2 separate regions of the Mus musculus genome follow, and region 2 is linked to region 1. Evidence: chromatin loops called from intact Hi-C (ENCODE). Cell type or tissue: heart. All regions are shown on one strand. Links, peaks and the distances in the headings refer to the core of each region. The heading gives the core; the rest is flanking DNA.

The links. A loop is a pair of places that touch in the nucleus more often than their neighbours do. Peaks named below come from ENCODE experiments on the same cell type or tissue, not always from the same donor. Only the 100,000 strongest peaks of a DNase experiment are listed, where the experiment ranks them.
Region 2: a loop joins it to region 1, with 12 times the contacts of the local background. A loop is called at or near these places in 3 of 42 quality-filtered maps.

Annotation. Positions count from the first base shown.
Region 1 is chr13:71,950,838-71,962,144 of GRCm38, forward strand. It overlaps Irx1 (Iroquois homeobox 1), which reads right to left. Exons shown (of 4, transcript NM_010573.2): 2 at 8,413-9,448; 3 at 8,064-8,136; 4 at 7,395-7,836. The coding sequence ends at 7,779. Among named protein-coding and RNA genes, the nearest start is that of Irx1, 7.2 kb to the right of the region's middle. In heart, for the core only: a CTCF peak has its summit at 5,783 (motif pointing right); no DNase peak of the experiment used is centred there; H3K4me3 peaks cover 4,397 bases; H3K27ac peaks cover 2,986 bases; H3K27me3 peaks cover 5,773 bases.
Region 2 is chr13:73,026,842-73,038,148 of GRCm38, forward strand. No RefSeq gene overlaps it. Among named protein-coding and RNA genes, the nearest start is that of Gm30049, 93 kb to the left of the region's middle. In heart, for the core only: a CTCF peak has its summit at 6,429 (motif pointing left); no DNase peak of the experiment used is centred there; H3K27ac peaks cover 591 bases; H3K27me3 peaks cover 446 bases.

The DNA.
Region 1 (11,307 bases), core at 2,248-10,247:
TTCCCCAAGCCTGTGGCCGAGCATCCACCAAGGCAGGCAGCTGGGACAGACCCTACTTTGCAGAAGTGATGATGTCAAGTTTGGAAGGAGGTGAGAGGTCATCCCAAGAGGGTGCACTTAGCTGCAAAAGGATCTTTCAGCCTGAAACCATCTGAACTCCTGACTGCTCCCTTCACAGGGCACTTCCACTTAGCAGTTGTAAAGGAATACCCATAAATATAAACCAACAATGCAGAAATCTGGAGGGCAAGAAGGAGCAGTGTTCCCCAGAAACTGGAACTAACCTATGTGACCTCCTCGATAGCCCCCTGTTTTGAATTCTGCCAGGCTGAGACTAAGTGGAGGTTAGCATGCCAGTATTGCTGCCTCTCATCTTTTATACAAGTCACCACAGGAGACCAAAGTCAAAATACACCATTCTGATCAGCAGGACACATCTGTGGTGAATCCACACAGAAGTAATTAGTTTCCTGGTGGTGTTTTTACACTGGGGGCTTAATGCAGGACCCCATTATATAAACAAAAACTCCAGACAGCTAAGGCTGCCTGATAAAAAATAAATCAGATTGCAGAAGGGGTTTGGCCTAGCAGTGCTACAGGCAATGACTTGTAATGAGGTATCCCAACACTAATTATGAAGCTTATTAAAGAGAATTGTCAAACTTGTACTAAAGTGCACACTATAATCATGTTAAAGTAGGCAGCCCGGAGAGCCAGCAGCCCTTGGTCACCTTGCGAGGCTGAGTTGGCTGTGCAGACGCCGCCGGTCCACGGATCAAATCACAGAAACAATATTATCATGCTTGGCAAATTGGTCAGGATAAATCTGACGGTGAGTCAGGTGAGAATCCCAACAGCTTGGTGATAATTCACACATCAGAGCTTCCCTGTTCACAAACATCTGCCAGGGAAGATCCCAGGAAACTGTCAGGAGCAAACACCGCCAACACAGTGTTTTATTATTAAACTTATTCTGAGCCTTCTCTGAGGTTGCAGAGGCAATATTTCAATGTACACTTTCAGGAGGGAAGGGGAAAAAAAGATTAATAAAGATGTTAGAAAGCTGAACTGCTGTGAGATGTGTTTAATTATTCCCCACAGGACTGCCCCAGCAATCTGCTGACATTTAGCCCCGACCTTGCAAATCCTCAGTAAATATTAATATATCAACTCAAACAGGGGCCGTTGTTTTATTGGTTCACGGAGCTCGGAGAGATTCGCCACAGCGGTGAAAAATAATGTGCAGAACTGAGGAAGACGGGCCGCTTTGATTTCACCTTCTGCTGCACACATGAGCTGGGGGCATCAACAAAATGGCAAGGCAGCTGCTTCATGGCAGCCGCGGAGTGACACTTCAGATGGCTTCGACTCCCTTTGTACAGCCTGCTGGAGTAATCCCAAAACCACAGTGGCCAGAGATTAGAAAGCAGGCAAAAGGGGAGACAGTGCTAGAGAGGAGAAATCTCATTTCATTATCTGGGAGCAAGCAGAGGTTTTTAATAAGACAGAGAGGGTCTAGTTAGTCCTCTCAGCTCACCTGGTTTGCCAGCAGCAGAGTGGACCCATACAGGTCAGGGAAACCAGGGCACCACCTCAGGGCCTAGACTGAGCCTCCAGGCTCTCTTTCCCCTTCAGAGGCCCTTCGTAGCCCCAGCTCTCAGCCTTGCACACGTGCATATTTGATGCATATGGCATGCCCATTCAGATTTTCTTAAATAAATGGTGATCCCCAAAACGATGGCTGCTTTTGTTACATTCCTGAATGGTCGGGGAGTAGATTTTTAATTGTTTTCTTTGTCAGTGCCTCAAAATTAGACATCTATTACTGACTTAATATCTCCTGTTATCCCAGAGTCCCTGAAGGCTGTGTGCTTTCAGTGGGACCAGGAGGCCCCCCGAAGTTCATGGGTGCAAGCAAGGGGCTGTAGAAGCACACTTGGCTTTCAGATGTACGCACTGCTGAGCTAATGCGTGATTAATTTTATTCATAAAAATGTTAATCACTTCATTGTGAGATCTTTTTAACATTCAGGGCAGCCCACACCTCTCTCACCGCCCTTGCCCACCATCTCACAGCCCATTTTGAGCTTTTCCTGACATTGTTGAGGCTTTCCAAGGAACCAGCAATTAAGCACACACTTAAACATCAGTAGCAAGCACAACCACAAACAAACAAACCAACGACGGGGTGCGGGGGGGGGTTGTGGGAGATGCAGGACAGACTCCAAGTCAGTCCAGGCTCCTGCACTCCGGCAGACAGACCCTCTCCCATCTTCTGACCTTCTACAGCAACAAAGAGCTATCTCTCCCAACTGAAAAATAACTAGAGAAGAAGTCAGGCTGCTTTCTTCCCTATTCCAGGAGAGCACGAAAGGAAAGAAATTAAAGATGATTTTGGAGTTAGAATTCAAAATAAAAGCCCTCTGGGAGGTTTAAGCTGCAGTACACAATCCAGGGCTGGTCTCTGTGGTTGTGGGTCCAGAAGCTGCCTGGTCAGCGTGGGGAAAGAAAGGTGGCCTTAGGTCATGAGTTCAGTACTTTATCTCGTCTCCGTCCTCTGTGCAGCCCAACCTTAGCCTCCCCTTGTCCAACCAATACAGCCAAGAAGCTGAAGAACGGATAAAGAAATCAGAAATAGCCTGGAAGTTTTCAGAAAACCAGCAGTGACTTAACCGACCCTAGCCAAGGACATCTCCCTGCCTAGAGGACAGTGAATGCTCTTTCTTCACAGGCTGACAACAGCAGCCAGCAGAGTGGCTTCCCACACCAAGCCTCATACCAATACTCCAGAGCCCTGTGAGGGGAGGGTCCTACCCTTTGGGTCCCTTGTGGCAGGACCAGATTCAGAAAATCCATGCATGGGCCAGCTAATTTGGCTCATCTTCCAGACTCTCCTCTCTGCTGCCCCACTTCAGGCAACCTTAGGATTTTAGAGTACACAAGAGCCCTCCACCATGGTGGCAGGGTGACTCTCAGAGCTCTTCTCTCCAACGAAAACAACCGTTAAAAGTACACAATTTACCACTGCTTTGGTATAAAGACCACAGGTACAGAAATTGTCCATTTGAAACAGTTTCCAGCAGGCCTCCAGAGTGTGGGGCCCTAGCCCGGCTGGCTGGAATAACCCAGCATAACTTGGTTTACGGCGTCTCTAGACACTTTCCCAAGATACAAAGGCCTCCAGCAGCCCCCATGTGGTGACCTTTAGAGGTCTTATAGCTCCAGCTCTGGAGCCATAATTAGAGCAGGCTTGCTCCATGGGGGCACACTGGAGATTGCAGTGCCTGGTGGCAGTAAACTGCTCCTGGGATCCCTGCAGGGTCTGCATGGTGGCCATGCAACTGAATACCCACGAGGAAGAGGGACTTCAACCCAGGACAGCTCCTTGGCCTGCAGCTGCAAGCAGCCTTTGAGCTGAGACTCTCTCATTCTGGGCTTCTCACCCCCTAAACCACCTACAGGCAATGAAGGAATCCTTCAAACCGGACAAGCGCCGACACCATTCTCAGGGCATGGCCTGACTTCAGCTCTTCTGTCTCCTGACTCCTACCCTAGATGCCAACACTACCATCAATCCAATCCACATGTCCTCCTCACAGCTTTGTCTCTGAGAGCCGCATCTATGTTCTCCCTCACTACCCAACACACAGAATCCTGTACCCTAAAGCCTCCCTCTCTATCTCAGGGGACCCGAGAGCCTGGATGACTCCTCCTACAGTGCTCCATCCCATAATGAGGACAGAGAGGCCTAGAAATTGGTCTGGCCGTGCAAATCCCTCTGGCTGATGTACTCCAAACCCTGCTCCCTCTCAATGCCTCACTCAACAAGTGACCCTCTCTGGGCTCTGCGTCCTTTCCCTATTTTCAGAATTTCCATTTGCAGTAAGTATTGTCAAATGACCAGTCAGTTTGGGAACACATTTCCTGTTCTATACTCCTCTAAACTCCCAAGCCAGTATCCACAAGCCCCCCCCCCCTCCCCCACATCCGCCTTGGAAGGCTCACCCCTTTCTGGTGGGAAAACACCCTCTATAAGATGGAAGCACCCCTGGGGTCTCTGCTCCTTCAGGAGAGGGGAAAGACTGATCAGGGTTCACAGAGCTCCCCCTCAGGTGAGGTTTGGAGGGTTTGTGAGATGGACTAGAAGCCAGATCCAAGACACCCCCCAGGTGCTGTGTCTGGCCCTGTCCTCCCTCTTTTTCTCTCTCCTTCCTCATTCTCTGCCTAAGTCTGAACCAAAGGACAACTGGAGCTCAGCAGGGCGTGATTCATCGGTGGCGCCCTTCTGAGCCAAGACCCGTATTACATTAATCAGTTTCACACCACTATAATGGAGATATGAATATGAATTCTCCATATTGCAGGGAGATAAATGTGCTTTTATATAATGGATCAAGAAAAGGGGGCTGGATGGGGAAGCAGGGTGACTGGGTAAGTTCCATCAGGTCAGCCAAGGGGAGCGATGTGATGCTCACCCCACAGGAGATGTGCTGGGCACTGAAGCATGGGGCCCTAGACTAGAGTCGTTTCTCACCCTTCCATGTCCTTTGTAAACTTCCAAAGAAGCTCAGAGAGAGACAGTCTGGGCAGGATACTGAATGTCCTTCTCAAAGGGAGGAAGGGTATTCTATGCAGAGGCCACCAGTTCTATGTGGAGTCCCATCCCCACACCCAGCTCCCCCCTTCCGATCTCAGAGTTGTCCCCACACTGGGGATGACACCTGGGACAAGGTGTTGCTAGAAGTGCCCTGCACAGGCAAAAACTTCCCAAGGAACATTTGTGGCTCTCATGGTAGATGTCGGTATCTCTAAGTTCTCTGAGACCATGTTTTGTTTTGTTTTGTTTTCAAAAGGTTAAGTTCCCAGCACCCAGGGCCCATCAGGGCACAACAATATATTTGTACACGTGTAGCAGCTGTAGAGGAAGATGTGAACAAACAATGCAAAACAATGCTTTGGGGCTTGATTAAAAAAAATTTTTTTTTTAACTTTTCACTGAAGAAAAGCAGTTCTGACAGAGATCTGACCTGTGTACTGTCATGGCTGATTCTCAGGAGAAGGACTCCTCCGGCTGCCCAGTTCTACCTTCTAGACTACTAGACTCCTATATTACTGGGATTCTGTCAGTGAGGCACAAGCTAGTTCAATGGCTGCACATGCTGGCAGAGCACCTCAAATGTATTTTGCAAGGGACAAAAGGAGACAGAAGGGAGGTACTTGGGCAATGACTAGATTCAGAGATGTGAAAAGAAGACCTTACCTGCCTGAGCTGAAGGAGTCCACCAGAGTTCAGCTGCAGCTTCCCACAGTCACCCAGAACAAATCTCCCAGCAGACATTTTGAAGGTCTGAGTAGCGTGCCAGCATGCCTGGCTATCCCATTCCTCATTTCAGATACAAGGCATGGTTGGTTAGGTTTCTTCAGAGATGCTGTTTCATCAGGGAACCCACTCCAGAGCCTCTGGGTTGAGGGTCCAGAGACAGGAGGCTCCACACAACTTCAACAAGGGTGTTGTAAAAGGGTACTTTTGACTTAGCAAACTTCATCAGGACAGAGAAAGCACAGCTTACAGTCCAGAGCCCACTTTTGCCTCCAAATGCCAGTGGCCTGGCAGGCCCCCAGACACACACCGCACACATGCTCACACACATGATTGATCCCAGGAACAAGCACTAAGCCTTGTCACTACAAATCCATGCTTTTGCCTAGGGAGTCCCAAAGCCTAACTGTCCCAGAGTTTCAAGGAGCCCCAGAAACATCACCAGCAGGGGTCAAGGTCCCATTCTGCTTTCGGACCATAGAGGGCGCTTCGAGCATGTCCATTCAGACCTCGGAGCTCCCACCAGCTTAGCAGAGGGCGTCTATGGGACCCAAGTCTACCTAGCTGGACTGCCCAACTCCTTAGCTGCTTTGCGAACTGACTCGTGACCCCACGTGTGGTACACTTTCTTGCCTTGGCAGCATCTGCGAATCTCTCTCTCTCTCTCACTCTCTCTCTCCAGTCTGGAGGTTCAGAAATCCAATCCTTACTCAACCTGAGACAAGAGTGGGAAGAATTGAGAAGAGGGAGCATGCCCTGAGTGCAGTGTGGCCCCAGCAGTGCACGGGGTGCCTGCTGGTCCTTGATGCTAGCAAGTAGCGGTGGTCAAAGGCACATGGTCTTCCCCTGGGTGTGCAGGGGGGCGCGCGCGCACACACACACACACACACACTCCACACACCAACACCATGACTCTTATGGGCAGCCCGGGGAGAGAGCAAGTTTCCTGGCAGCTGGGAAGAGCGGAGCCTAAACTGGGGAGAGACTGCCCAACTTTGTCCCCATTTAGCTTGTTTTCCCCACAGTTTACATCGTCTTAGGAAGTTTTACTATTTGCTTGCGCAGTCCTCATGAATCCCAATCCGGTAGCCATCATAGTCCTAAAAGTCCTGGCTCTGGTTTGGCGGAGTCTTCCGCTCTGCTGAAAAGTGCGCAGGCGACTGGCTGGTAAGCCGCAAAGGAGTGGTGGGACTCCTAACTCTCCACTGTGGTTTTCAAAACTGCTTGCTGGCCGGTGCGGTACCGAGCTATCGCCTTCCCTCATTGTTGCTACAGTGCTCCTCAGCCTTCTCCGGCAAGACTGAGGGACTATTAGTTCAGGCTTCTTCAGCTGATGTACGCACAGTCGCAGATCGTCCTACCCGGGTTTAAAGATGCGCCCTAGGCAACCCCTTCACTACAATCACCACTCACTCCCCACCCCGTAGCGCACCTTTTCTCTGAAGCCACTTCTGAATCTTGAATCGCAAACCCAGGGAACCCCGGAACTCGGAACCAAACCCTATGTCGCTCATCTATATGAGAATATTTTTTAAAGAACCTTCCGTTTTCTCCTCTTTACACTTAAACAACTGACTAAGCACACTGTGAGCAATATTTCATACTCCATTACGTCCACGCTCTGACTAGAAAACGACCCTCCTCTAAAACGCATCGCTCACACAACTAGTGAGTAATTGATTTCGAGCCCGAAGTTCCCCTTTGGGAGTGTGATTGAAAATTCTCTTCATTTCCCCCCATTTTGATCCACTTTAAAACATCGGTTTTGTAAACTGTCTAAAATTGAACGCATTTATGTACTTAAAAAGGCTGCTCCAGATAAACGCTTGTCTAAGCGTGGCAAAGATTTACACTGCCAACAAGAAGCTGGCCTAGGAGCAAAACGAACAAATTCAACCACTACCATCACGGACTGTGCGCCTGACACTCGGTGGAAACACTGTTCCAAGACCCTTCTCCCAAAAGAGTCTGGCGAAACCATAGCCCCTGAACTGTGCCCAGGATTTCAAGATCGCAAACATCATGGCCTCCCCCAAAACGCAGGAGGACAGGGACAAACAGCTGTAGCCGCGTGGACATCGTTTCATTTAGTTTATTAGACAAAAATATATGATTTAAACAAGTTCGCTGACGCGCTATTTACAATCTGAAATCACGCTATATACAGAAAGGGGAAAAAAGAAACAAAGAAGACACAAACACAGAAGTGGGAGGGGGGCATTTACCGAATCGGATAATCAATCCGAGCGGCAGGCTGAGCCTTACTCCCCCCTTCCCAAGCGCTTAGGCAGGATGAGCCCCTTTCTGCAGAGAGCGATGTGTGAGAATCACTGACGCTGCCGTCACGTTTGTCCTTTACACAAGTCTCAAATATTTGTCTTAATTCTTCCCTCGTCTCCTCCCCCCCAACCCCTCCCCCTCCCCTCCCCCCGCAAAAGTAAAAGATGACCCCCCTTAATCAGGCAGACGGGAGGGCTGCGAGGATCCGAGGCGTTCCCTCCTGCGGGGCCAGCGAGCTGTATGAGAAACAGCAAGAAGACACCAGCAATGAGTAAACAGATCCAGCGCCACCGAGCCCCAGCCTCTTCGGGCAGAGCCCGGGCTAGAGCTAGACCGCCTCCCAACAGTCTCCCTGCTCCAGAGAACTGGAGCAAGCTAGGCGGGTAGTGCTCTCCAATTAGGACTTTAGGACCCTCACCGCTACTTCCATCCCGCCCCAGGGCAAAAGCTAAAAAGCACTCACTTGTCGCGCACCGGCTGGAAGGGCGACTTTAACTGTTGTGGGGGCGAATCCGGTCTGGTGACTAGGTCTCTCTCTGCAAGGAAAGAGATTTGCAAGATTAGGAAAAGGGTTAGGTAGTGGGGTGTTCAGGTTGGAAGGGTTTCTATGCCCAGATTCATATTTCCTGTGACCAATGTCTACCCTTATACCTCCGTGGAACAAGCCCTTGGATACAGCTCAGTGCCTCGGTGAGACCTAGGCCTAGCTACTACATTAAGCCTCCCCTACCCACCACCACTATCACTCACTCATCTCTAGGTCTCTGTATGTCCCAGACCAAATAAGTAGATGCGACCTTTTGGCTCGGTACCTGGAAGTGCAGGACTGCTGCGTGCGGAGGCCTTCTCACCATGGAGCACCCCGGTGGCAACCTGGACTGGCGGCTGTGGAGGTGGTGGTGCTGTCAGGTGTGGGCCGTGAGGTGCTGCATGCGGCGCGCTGACGCCCAGGAAAGATCGCATGTTCAGCAGCGAGCCCTGTGCTAGGAACGCGCCGTTGGTCCAGTTGGAAAACTTGCCTATGTGACAGGTGTACAGTCCGTGGCTGGGTAGAAAGGCCGGGTGTTGCAGGGGTGAGCCGCTGGGCGGCCCGTGTGCGCTGGCGTGGCTTGAGGGTGGCGGTGGAGACGCCTTAGGCGCACCATCGGGGCTAGTGGCTGTCTCAGCCAGAGACCAGATCTTGGGCTTGCTGTGCGGCGCGCCCTGCAGGCCGACCGCCGCGGCGCCAGGACTCAGCAGGCGTGTGCTGCCGGGCTCTGAGACCTCCTTAACCAGGCCCAAGGGCGAATCTTGAGACTTGAGTGTCTCAGCAGCCGACAATGGGGAGCTCTGGTCCCGAGCTGAGGCGGGAGGGGCTACGCGCGCCCTAGGAGCCTCCGCCTTGTCCTCTTCGTCTTCGTTGCTCTGGTCGCCATCACGCTCGTCGATCTGATCGATGTCAATGCTCTCCAGGTCGATCTCCTCGTCGTCCTCGGCCTTCTCGGGGTCGCCCTCGGTGTCGCTGCCAAAGAGGGCGCCGTCTTCCTGGTCCTTGCTGCGCGCCCCCCAAGTCACCTTGTTCTCCTTCTTGAGGCGCCGGCGCGCATTGGCGAACCAGGTGGAGACCTGTGTGAGGGTCATCTTGGTGATAATGGCCAGCATAATCTTCTCTCCTTTGGTGGGGTACGGGTTCTTGCGGTGTTCGTTGAGCCAGGCTTTCAGCGTGCTGGTGCTCTCCCGCGTGGCGTTCTTGGGCCGTCCGGGATCCCCGTATTGAAACTGACCATAGGGATAATAAGCAGGCGTTGTGTGGGCTGCGAAGGTCGCTGGGTGCACCCCGGGGTTGTCCTTCAGTTCATACTGAGAGCCCTGAAGCAACCGTAGAGCAAGAGAGAAGAGAGAAAGAAGTAGAGAGAGAAAAGAAATGGGGAGAGATGAGTTTCAGGAAGCTAGGAAAGGAAGACCCGTGCTGCTGTGGACCCTGGGGGCACTTGATTCACCAGCTCAGAAAAGGAAAACGCGCGCGCGTGCTCACACACACACACACACACCACTACTTGGAGAGTCAAGGCAGCTGGAGTCTTAAACTGGATTGAAGGCATTGGGTCTCCACTAAACAGATTTTTAAAAAACTGTTGTTCACTCTAGAAAAACTTCTAGAAGCCTTGGATTTTTAGAACTCAGCGCAAGCCCTGCCCCTCCCCCTTCCCGAGTCTTCCCAGAACCCTTGGTTCCCCACACCACCCCTTCCCAAAATTCAAATTTTCAAGTTCAGCTTACACTAGCTGGAGGGGGAAAACCTTTTCTGTAGACTGATGAAACAGTTTCTCCAAAGTGAAGCACTCAGAATTCAAGGCCCCTCCTTCTCACCCTGAAGGACTCAATCAAAATAAACCATCCAGGGCACTCTTCAGTCTAAATTCACCACCAATTTAAAATGAAAGCAGAGCCCTCTTTTTGCCTCTCAAATTAATCTGCATATAATGGCTCACTCACACTTAGAGGTCTGTAGCGGTGACAGGTAATTTAAAATTTAATCCTGGCCATCCTCAGTAACAATGACAAAACACATTTTTTTTTTAAATACAAAAGAAGAGCTTATCCAGTAAAATATTAACGTCAGGCCCTGGAGCCACAGGCTGAAGCTCAGGGGAACCGGTTCAGTTTCCTGGGCCTCTTCTTGGTTACTTTATCTCTTAAGTTTGACTTTGATCTGCAGCCGAGCAAACAGAAACTGTTTGCAGGCATTTAGAGGCCATGATTTATTTGCAATCAATATTCTTTTTATCATCAGTAGTAAAACACAGCAAGTCAAATTATCCCATCAGGTTTTTGGTAAATAACATTTTATCTTTCTAACAGCCTCGTTAGGCCTCATTATTACCATAAATTGCCCAGACAGACATTCACTCACAATTTTATCTTTTGGGTTCCAAATACTGGATCATAAAAGATTGGAAAGCTAGGCCTCAGCTGAGGGTTTGGATTTAGGCTTACTTTCCAAGAACCCGGTAGGAGACCTGGAGGTAACACAAACACCTTAGGGGACGAATTTTATTTTCCTTTTAGTTTAAAGAGAAAACAAAATTAAACAACAACAAAAACCTCCTGTGGACCTTCCCTACCTCACTACAATGGGAGCAGACCCCTCCCCCACAAGCACACAGGCAGGATTCCCAAATGGCTCACATCTGTATTCAAATTTTTAGTTAAAAAAATCCTCGCGAAAATAATAACTAAATCACCCTCCATCTTCAATTTTTAAAAGGATACAGTTACCAGGTTAGCAAAAAAAAAAAAAAAAAAAAAAAAAAAAGAAGTCGGAACCCTAAAAAAGTTACTAAAAGCTTATTTCTTTGGCTAATTAGTTTAGCGATCGAGGCCGCGCCTAAGAGGCTTCTTTGGCCCGAATTCGTTTGTGCCTCGCCATTGTAAAATGTACATTTCGTTTTTCAAGATTATTTTAGTTGTAATCGTAAAGTAGAAATTCGGCCTCGTCTCTGCTGGGAATTGTTTTTGAAAGGGCACCTTGTAAATCTCTCATCGCTCCCGGGGCATATTGGCTGTCCGAACAAAATGGGGGTTGATCTTCCTGGTTGGGAAGCATCCGAAAGGCAACTGGCTGGCCGGACCACTGAGAAATAGGCTTTCTTTCTAAACTACAAGAAAAGTTCGGAAAATCGCGCTAGCCGCTTTGCTTCTGCACAGTTGGAGGCCAACCTTTTAAA
Region 2 (11,307 bases), core at 1,482-9,481, 1.1 Mb after region 1:
GAGTATAGCCTTTTGTAGAAGGATCTGATGGTGTTTTGGATTTCTCCAGGATCTGTTGTTATGTCTCTCTTTTCATTTCTGATTTTGTTAATTAGGAAGCTGTCCCTGGGCCCTCTAGTGAGTCTAGCTAAGGGTTTATCTATCTTGTTGATTTTCTCAAAGAACCAACTCCTCGTTTGGTTAATTCTTTGAATAGTTCTTCTTGTTTCCACTTGGTTGATTTCGCCCCTGAGTTTGATTATTTTCTGCCGTCTACTCTTCTTGGGTGAATTTTCTTCCTTTTTTTTCTAGAGCTTTTCCATGTGTTGTCAAGCTGCTAGTGTGTGCTCTCTCTAGTTTCGTTTTGGAGGCACTCAGAGCTATGAGTTTCCCTCTTAGAAATGCTTTCATTGTGTCCCATAGGTTTGGGTATGTTGGGGCTTCATTTTCATTAAACTCTAAGAAGTCTTTAATTTCTTTCTTTATTCCTTCCTTGACCAAGTTATCATTGAGAAGAGTGTTGTTCAGTTTCTACGTGAATGTTGGCTTTCCATTATTTATGTTGTTGTTGAAGATCAGCCTTAGTCCATGGTGGTCTGATAGGATGCATGGAACAATTTCAATATTTTTGTATCTGTTGAGGCCTGTTTTGTGACCAATTGTATGGTCAATTTTGGAGAAGGTCCCGTGAGGTGCTGAGAAGAAGGTATATCCTTTTGTTTTAGGATAAAATGTTCTGTAGATATCTGTTAAGTCCATTTGTTTCATAACTTCTGTTAGTTTCACTGTGTCCCTGCTTAGTTTCTGTTTCCATGATCTGTCCATTGATGAAAGTGGTGTGTTGAAGTCTCCCACTATTATTGTGTGAGGTGCAATCTGTGCTTTGAGCTTTACTAAAGTGTCTTTAATGGAAGTGGCTACCCTTGCATTTGGAGCATAGATATTCAGAACTGAGAGTTCCTCTTGGAGGATTTTACCTTTGATGAGTATGAAGTGTCCCTCCTTGTCTTTTTTGATAACTTTGGGTTGGAAGTCGATTTTATTTGATATTAGAATGGCTACTCCAGCTTGTTTCTTCAGACCATTTGCTTGGAAAATTGTTTTCCAGCCTTTCACTCTGAGGTAGTGTCTGTCTTTTTCCCTGAGATGGGTTTTCTGTAAGCAGCAGAATGTTGGGTCCTGTTTGTGTAGCCAGTCTGTTAGTCTATGTCTTTTTATTGGGGAATTGAGTCCATTGATATTAAGAGATATTAAGGAAAAGTGATTGTTGCTTCCTATTATTTTGGTTTTTAGAGTTGGCATTCTGTTTTTGTGGCTGTCTTCTTTTTGGTTTGTTGAGGGATTACTTTCTTGCTTTTATTAGGGCGTGATTTCTGTCCTTGTATTGTTTTTTTCTGTTATTATCCTTTGAAGGGCTGGATTCGTGGAAAGATAATGTGTGAATTTGGTTTTGTCGTGGAATACTTTGGTTTCTCCATCTATGGTAATTGAGAGTTTGGCCGGGTATAGTAGCCTGGGCTGGCATTTGTGTTCTCTTAGTGTCTGTATAACATCTGTCCAGGATCTTCTGGCTTTCATAGTCTCTGGTGAAAAGTCTGGTGTAATTCTGATAGTCCTGCCTTTTAATGTTACTTGACATTTCTCCCTTACTTCTTTTAATATTCTCTCTTTATTTAGTGCATTTGTTGTTCTAATTATTATGTATTGGGAGGAATTTCTTTTCTGGTCCAGTCTATTTGGAGTTCTGTAGGCTTCTTGTATGTTCATGGGCATGTCATTCTTTAGGATTGGGAAGTTTTCTTCTATTATTTTGTTGAAGATATTTGCTGGCCCTTTAAGTTGAAAATCTTCATTCTCATCAACTCCTATTATCCGTAGGTTTGGTCTTCTCATTGTGTCCTGGATTTCCTGGATGTTTTGAGTTAGGATCTTTTTGCGTTTTGTATTTTCTTTGATTGTTATGCTGATGTTCTCTATGGAATCTTCTGCACCTGAGATTCTCTCTTCCATCTCTTGTATTTTGTTGCTGATGCTCGCATCTATGGTTCCAGATTTCTTTCCTAGGGTTTCTATCTCCAGCATTGCCTCACTTTGGGTTTTCTTTATTGTGTCTACTTCCCTTTTTATGTCTTGGATGGTTTTATTCAATTCCATCACCTGTTTGGTCGTGTTTTCCTGCAATTCTTTAAGGAATTTTTGTGTTTCCTCTTTACGGTCTTCTACCTGTTTAGCTGTGTTCTCCTGTATTTCTTTAAGTGAGTTATTAAAGTCCTTCTTGATGTCCGCTACCATCATCATGAGATATGCTTTTAAATCCGGGTCTAGCTTTTAGGGTGTGTTGGGGTACCCAGGACTAGGTGGGGTCGGAGTGCTGTGTTCTGATGATGGTGAGTGGTCTTGATTTCTGTTAGTAGGATTCTTACATTTGCCTTTTGACATCTGGTAATCTCTGAAGCTAGTTGTTTTAGTTGTCTCTTGTTAGAGCTTGTTCCTCAGGTGATTAAGTTAGCCTCTATCAGCAGATCTGGAAGATTAGTTCTTTCCTTAGTTTCAGTGGTCAGAGTACTCTCTTCAGGCAAGCTCTCCTCTTGCAGGGAAGATGCCCAGATATTTGGTGTTCGAACCTGCCTCCTGGCAGAAGTTGTGTTCCACTCATCAGAGGTCTTAAGATCCTGTGGGGGATCCTGTGTGGGTCCTTGCGGGTGTCCGGAGACTCCGCGGGCAAGGCACCCCGGTGCTGGAGTGGACCGGAAGGGACTTGTGCCCCTGATCAGGCCGGGTTATCTGCTTCCCTAGTTCAAGGCAACTCTTATAAGGACAATATTTAATTGGTGCTGGCTTACAGGTTCAGAGGTTCAGTCGATTATCATCAAGGCAGGAACATGGCAGTGTCCAGGCAGGTATGGTGCAGGAGTAGCTGAGAATTTTAAGTCTTCCTCTGAAGGCTGCTAGCAAAATACTAGCTTCCAGGCTACTAGAATGAGTGTCATAAGCCCAGACCCACAGTGACACACCTACTCCAACAAGGCCACACCTTCTAATAGTACCACCCCCTGGGCTGAGCATATGCAAACCACCACAGATGGACGGACGGATGGATGGATGGATGCATGGATGGATGGATGAGCTGATCCTTGAATCAATATTATATATTCTAGACCCTGAAGTTTACGAGAACATTGGTCTACAAGTACTGTCCCTCTCCCACTTTCCATCTAAATATACTATAACACACACACACACACACACACACACTCAAACATATACAAACATACACACACACATACACACAAACATACTCAAACATATATACATACACACAAACACAGATTATTACTAGGTCACTATCCTGGCCCTACTAACATATCTGATGTTCATAATTGACACAGATACACATACAATAGGGAGGAAAGAATCTACAAGAGGGTCAAGGCCTGAGCAGATTCCCCTTCTAACCTCAACAGGAACTAGAGCTCCCCACATCTCCATCATGGCCTTCCAGTCCCCAGCACTGGAAGAAACACTTTTCTGTGATTTAAAAGTTACCAGTCCTATGGTCTTTGTCAGAGTGGCCCAGGTAAGACAGGATAGAAAGTGATTGGCTGTAAATGAATCAAAATGATTATGACCTGGCCACTAATGAGGCTGATTGATGGACCACCGGGTTCAGTCCACATCCTCTGCTTGGTGCTGCATGCTGAAACATGTCCCTCAAGAATCTACTAGGTTTTAACCCATCAGGACATGGCCAAAAAGAACTGAGTAAGATTAAATGAGGTTCCTCAAGTGGGTCCAAAAGCAGCTGACCAAGTGTGACCTCTGTCATCTTTCAGGCATGCTGGCTCCTTCTGAAAGGATAGGAGGCCACAGTGACTCCTGCTTGTCAAGTGGAAAGAGCTGTTCTTTGGGGATCCCTAGAATCTTCAGCCCCTCCGTGACTATCATTTTAAAGTTGGACACAAAACAGGCCACTTTTAAAATTAATTTTTAATAATGTGTAATAATCTGAGTGGCTCTGGTCTCTGCGTGCAGAATTAGAATTGCTCTGATAGAAAAAAAAGGAATATTTGTGAGGAGTTTTATGAGCAAAGTTGACCTGAGGCTTCCTGAAGGCTGATTGAGAAATCGTAGACAACTTAACCCTTCCCTGCCTAGCTCCCCATTTTCCCAAAGAAAGTGTCAAGTAACTTTGCTTTTATTGTATAGACAAAAGCTGAAGTGGCTTCCAGTCCAAAAAAAAAAAAAAAAAAAAAAAAAAAAAAAAAAAAAGCTTCAATATTAAATAGGTCTGACTTTAAAACTTCCAGAGACCACAAATCACCAGTGACAGATTTATTCCACAGGCAGGGGGTGAGTGGCCTTCCAGTAACATTTTTCCATTCATGAGTGGACAGAGTACCCTGGTTCTAACAGTGAGTGTGTGTGAACCATGTCTGCTTCTTCCTACAGGTGCACAGGTCACAGGCTTTTGGCAAGAGTATGTATGCTCCCCTCAAATAAAGACCCTGGAGAGATTGCCATGGATCCCTGAAGCTCTCGCCAACACTAAGCCACTCAGGCAGGGCACACTAATACTTGCTCACACCCGTGTCCTTTGCCATGCAGAAGGTGTGCTGTGCATGACCTATCAATTACTGATAAGAACATCCACTAATGATGTCAACTGACTTGAGAGCCCTGGCTCTATGCCCAGGGTAGCAGCTCGGTGTCAGAACTTTTCTAGGTTGCCAGGCTATAGGTGCTATTCCCTGAACTGCAAATAAAATATAAGACCAAACATGAAATAAAATACAAAATCCAGTGACTAAGAATTAGAGCTGGGAGATAACCCTGCTAGTTAAGTACTTACTTGGCAAACACGAGGAGCAGAGTCTAAATCTCAGAATCTCTGAGTGTCAGAGTCTGGTAAAAAAGGCTGGCATAGTTGCACTGAAGATAAGTGCATGGAATCTGGGTGGAAGGAGGCAGAGGCTAGTCAGGCCCCTCGGATACAGCCAAGCTGCCTCCCTAAGATGTGGGGCTGGCGATGAGTCCTCAGGTAAACTGTGCTGGAGCTCTCAAGTCACCCCTGTGACCATCACAAGACAGTAACAACAGAGACTGTCTGACCAGGGTACCCAGGCCAACAGCAGTAGGAGAACCTTGCAGAGTCTCCTGCCCATCTGTGCTTCACTTGTGCCCTCACCTGTTCTCCTTAGTTTTGCTTCTGAAATACCTGCCCCATCAAGCAGCTGCTTCCTCAAGACAATAAGCCAGTTTTGGTGTCAGACCCCAAGCCCCAGGGGAGCTCAGCCCACTCCACTTCTTGGTCCCAGAGTCTACTCTGAGTCTGGGAAAGTAACAGACTATCTCTTACAAAACCATCAGTGAGTCCTGTGTTAAGTCACAAAGGAATAGGCTGCCACCAAGAAGGAAGCCCGGTGCCAGTCTAACAGAACAAAATGTATGACTTCCAGAATGTCACTGCCCCACATCAGAGGCCAGGTATTTCTGTAAGATTGCTGGCGTGTTTTGAATTTTGAGCTGGACATGGCTGGGAAAGGGGGAGCATCTAAATGCCCCCATATCGTCAAATCTCCTAATAGCTAAGAAAATCTGCTTGTTTAGCCTTGAAAATGAAATGCTCTACCAACTATGGTGGTACACACCTTTGATCCCAGAACTTTTAAGGCAGAGGCAGGCAGATCTCTGCATGTCTCAGCCTGGCCTACATCATATATTCCAATCTAGCTAGGGTTACATAAGGCCCAGTCAAAAGAAAGAAAGAAAGAGAGAGAGGGAGGGAGGGAGGGAGGGAGGCAGGGAGGAAGGAAGGAAGGAAGGAAGGAAGGAAGGAAGGAAGGAAGGAAGGAAGGAAGGAAGAAGAGTTTTGATCACAATGAAACGAAACAAGGCCACAGGGTAAACTACTGCATGCATTCAGCTCTGCGAAGTATGAAAGATTACATAGGCTCCATACATGCACAAGTATTTTAATTAAAATATTTACCAAACCTTTACTTACAATATCAATTTATTAATTATAGTAAGGGGGGAACTTTCTTTAAAAAAAAATTAGTCCTCTTCTTTCAAAGGGACCCAGAATGAAGAGGGCTGCTGACAGGAGACAGGATCTGAGTGCTTTACAGAGAAGGAGGAAAGTTTGCATGCACAACCAATGCTGTTTACTCCCCTCAGCCTCCAGTTGCACTATTGCCCCCTCTGAGGCTTTCCTGAGAATTCCAGTCTCTCTATGCTCGGGAAGGCTGTGGCCTCAACCTCCCTGAAAGCAGACTGCAATCATCCTTCTGCAATGGCCCCTGGCTGTCCTCCCTTCACTTCTTGGGAAGCAGAGCAAGGAAGGTTTCTGTCCTTCCCAGTGCAGCCAGCCAGTGACCAGAGTGTGGGTTCCTGAGAAGATGGTGGCAGGCTCCAGGAGGATGTGTGAGGCAGAGCCACCTGCTGGCCGGGCTGGACACTGCAGCCATCTCTGGTGCTCAAGACCAAAGGTTTGGCATCTGGAATTTGCTCCTGGTCTGGGGTGATATACATGCACACACGGGTATGAAGCTGTGCAGGTGAGTTCCAGAGATAGCCCTGCCAGTTCAACTCTGCAGCCTGTCCTCTGGAGCCAGCACACCAGCCCCAGGTAGAATCCACTTAGAAGGGAAGAAGCCATCATGAGGAACTGGTGACCAACTGTGGTTGTGTTAATGAGTTAGCAGAGCACCTAGAATGAGCTGAAAGGCTTTCATATCATTCTGCAAATGCAAACCTTCCTTACATCCTGAACCCTTAGTTTTGGAAAAAACAAGATGCAAGTTGGGTAGCAGGGCTGGAGTCTACCCAGGTGTGGAGGAAGGTGGTCTGCTCCAAATCTTCCTCATTCACTCCATCCTGAATCACACAGCAGGATATGGTCTGCTTTGGACACCCTTGCTGACTTGCCCCTATCAGTCAGCAGCCCCCAGAAACAAATGCACCTGGGACTCTACTAGGGTGACTCAAATATATGTCATTGTGTCTCCTGAGACTCTACTAGGGTGACACAAATATGTGTCATTGTGTCTGTCCCCTGAGCTCATGAATTCCTTGTGTGAGTGGCACTTAGCTCATCTTAAAATGTGGCACAGAGATTGGATTCAAGAACCCAGTGGTAGCAATGGTTCTTCCTGTCGAATTACCAATGGCAAGATTACCCAGGCATGATCCAGACGTGAGTCTCTGGGGAAAACCCGGCAGCAGCTATACCTTTTCTCTGAAGACATCCACAGGGGACCTCTTTGGCCCTGGGTCCAGGAGGCTCCCAGGTGACAGGTGGCTTCTAGCTAAATGATCTACTCTGCTGTTAAGTGGTGGTCAGCCTGTGTGTTTCGAAAGGGACAGGGGTGGGGATGTCCACAGACTTCAAAATGATCCTGCTGGCAGGTTCCCTGCAGCCAGTGGCCTCTAGGGTATAAGTTTATACTGCAGTACTGGGCTTTTTAGGTCCCTGGAGTGAGGACTCACCCATCTTTTCAGCTGCTAACACCCGGGCTGCCACCTTGAGTCCAGCCTTTGGAATGTGCTCTTAGATAACATTAAGCAATGGTTCCCAAGGAAAACTAACAACAGAACAACTCACCGCCCCACAGAGGTGCTGAGTGGTGAAAGGAGTGCAGTCCCTAGCCCCTGAATAGACTTGTTAAGTAGCATGGCTGATGGATGCTGCGTGGGAGGGAGGCCAGGCCAGCTGAGCTGAACAGGATGGGCCTTCCACAAGGTGGACTGAGAGCCAAGCTCGGGCCCCCTCCGGTATTTTTCTCCATTTCTGCCATGCAAAGATAATCAGGTTTATGTAAAGTATGTGTGCTCTTTTGACAGCCCTGTCCCTCATTAATTCAATCACCCCCATCCCCATTGTTCCCCGAGTGTTTGAAATGCGGATGGGGACCCGCTCCTCTAATCCTGTCAATCACTGTTAGCATTTTCCCGCAGTTGCCATGGCTGGGGCCAAAGTTCATGAAAACACAGAATGAGAGCCAACAAAACAAGAATAAAGACTTATTTGAGGTACTCTTTTTAAAGGACATCGACCATGCACAAAACATGGGAAGTGAATGTAGACAAGTTTGGACACTCTGTTCCTAGAGAGGAAAGAGGGCAGAAACAGAATTTGAAAATCAAATAGGCCCATGAAAACTTGACCCAAGAGTCTCTGGGAAAAACCCGGTGAATTGCTCCCTCGTAGAACAATGTTCTTTCTTTCGTGTGTTCTTCACGGGGACAATGGTTCATATATTATAACACATGCCACCGGGGTCTTTACACTGTTGTAAGCCAGCTCAGTCCCCCGAATGCTGATAGCGGACAACAGGAGATTGTGTGCCTGTAATGCGCTCTTTCTCTGGCCCCACTAAAAACAAGGACTGGGAAAATTATTCATGCATAGAGGCTCGACAAAGCAAGATGGAGATTTGAAATGTCACACAGCGAGATCATGTGACAACCTCAAAAAAAAAAAAAAGAAGAAGAAGAAGAAGAAGGACAACATGCATTCACCCAGAGACATTGTTAAATTCCCATTTCATCCACATCAACGTTCTGGCAGCCAAGTGGCTGCCTCCTCTTGGGGCCTGTCTGGGGGACTGACTAGGGGTGGAGTAAAGCCCTGGTGGAAATAGCCAGTGTTTCTGCTCCCCAAGATGTTTGATACCCAAGTCTGTGCCCCATAGCCCTTGGCACCCTCTGTGGGACATCACTGCCTCCAGTCTAGATGCCTGGTGTCACTAAAGAACAGACACTGTGTCCCTCCCAACCACTGCCACCTCAGTGCCTTCAAACTCCTGGGGCTGCGTCCCTCCTCTCTTCTTAGCCACTCTGGCTCCTCTCTGTCCCTCTGTGACTGTGTACATGTGGCCTTCCTATCCCTGTCCATTATTACTGTCACCCCCATGTGCTCTTTGGCTTCTCCTAGACCCCAAAACCTCCCAGAAGGAAATCTGTGGGACAGGGTGAAGGGCTCCTCCTGTTTCAACTCTTGGCTTGCAGCTCAAAAGCATCTCCTGCCAAAAGGCAGAGTAGCCACAGAACCTAAACTCAGTAACAATGCACACAGTTGCCAATGTCCAGGGACCTTGTGTAGGAGATAGTCTATGTGCCTATATAATCCCATTTTAAGCAGTGCTGAGGTTGGAACAAAGTCCTCTGATCTGCTAATCTCTCGCCCTGCTCACCGAGCTACATGTGCACAGTCCTCAGCCTCTGCACGAGCAAAAGCTCAACTCCACAGACACCCAGCCCAAGCCAGCCGTCAGGTCCTGCCTCTCTGATCATTTCGTTTGTGACCTTCTCTTACATGTCAAGGCAATGGCAGTGAGTATTGATTTGGATCCAGACATGGCATGTAGAGATGTGATCCTTGGATATCTGTGTTTATGGAGGGGGAGCAGGGCCACAAGCATTGACTTAAGAATAGAACAAATCTCCAAGTTAAGAAAGCAATAATTTTTGAGTATTAAAAATTCTCTTCTTACCCATCCCCCCATAGTATCATACACTCGGGGGGGGGGTGTCTCCCCAGGATCAGATCTGACCTATAGCTGTCACTGTGGATCCTGAGAGAGCTCCTGGGAGCATCAGAAAGCCCAATCTGATGTAGACTCCACAAACCGAACCACCAAGGAGGTCTGCTTTCAAAGGTCCTGACACTCAGAGACTTTGTAACTACAGATGTTTCTTTCCATCTTTTTCCTGTTGAGCAATTAATAAGTAATGCTAACTCAGCTACTTGCATATGTTTCCCCTGACTTCATCATTCTTGCTAAAGCTTACATAGTTCCCTGTTTAATCAAATGGTACATTAGTTTAATAAAGAAAAAAAAAAGAGAGAAAGAAAGAAAGAAACCGATCCTATTCATTTTCACGCTCCAACACTGGCAGGCTGTTTTTTAGAGTCTGAATTTATCCCCCTACATCTCGCAGAGCTCAGAGTTCCTTATAATAGATTCTCTGTGAGCCCATTTATAATTAATTACTTTACTCTGGTGCTGACCTCTCCAGTCATCTTGGGACACAGGGTGAGTTATTTCCACCTCCATTCTGGGCTTGCCTTCCTCCTCTTCCTCCTCCCTCCTCCTCACCTTCCTCCCTCCTCCTTTTTCTTCTTCTTCCTCTCTTTCTTCTTCTTCTCCTCTCTCTCTCTTCCTCCTCCTCCTCTTCTCTGCTTTTGGGGACATTTCAGCCAGGTTTCACTTTCTCACAACCACCAAAGGAGTGAAGATGAGCTCAAGTATTTCAGATCTGACCTTTCAAGACTTTGAATGTAAAGTTACAGTACGTAGGACGTCAATGTGTGAAGGTTTGGAAAGCGGCCATCTGAATCAGCACAGATGCTGACCCGGCAAGCGAGGTGTGTTTGTGGTTTAAAATTTTGAAGTGATTTGCAAATCCAGTGGATTTTTTTTTTTTTTATGAAACTGAGGTTCTGTGGGTCTTTTGAATTTGAGAATCTGGAATTAAACTAGAAATAATATAGAAATAGTATGAAACCATCTTAAGTATGTTGCTGGCAGAAATGGGTCTGTGCAGAATATCCAGAAAAACATACAAGTTAAGAGCGTGCAGACCTTGAATGTGAAAATTAGCCTAGTCCTTAAACATAGAGACATGGATTACATACCTATGGAAGCCACTATAAATTTAAAATACCATAGGTTGAAAATGTGTTAAATGTTTACAATTTAATGAACATCATAGCTTACTGCCCATGTTTCTATTGGTCTACAATAGGACAAAATTATCTAACACAAAGCCAAGTTTTTTAAATACCAAGCATCTCATCTATTCCTAGATGGGTGTTTTCAGGAAACATACAAAGTAAAATACAGCCCTTAGGTGGGTGACAGGAGGAGAGCGTAGAGTGTCAGCTGTTACCTTCACAGCAGCAGAGCTGGCAGGGTCCCGGGTTTGATGCACAGCCCAATGCAGCAAGTTCACAGTGCACAGACCTAGATAAATTGCAAGGGGCAAAATCCGAACCACAGGTTCTCCTGAGTGTGAATTAATTTTGCACCATCACAATGTAAAACATCTGTGAGCCATGAGCCAGGGCCCCGACCTGTCCATCCTGCCCCGGTGATCCGATGACGACAGCAAAGAAAAGGAACCAGGAATCCACAAGAAAGTGATACTGGCATCTGTTCTCTTCAGGAGGGATTGTGCCCCCAACCGCCTCCCAAGGCTGGTGTGAACATCCCTACAGCAGCTCTCTGCATTAACCTTTCTATGTAGGCTCTAGACTTCCTTCCTTCCTATGTGACTTGATCTATCAGACAAGAGTTGGAGATAATACCAAGTAGTCCAAGCACT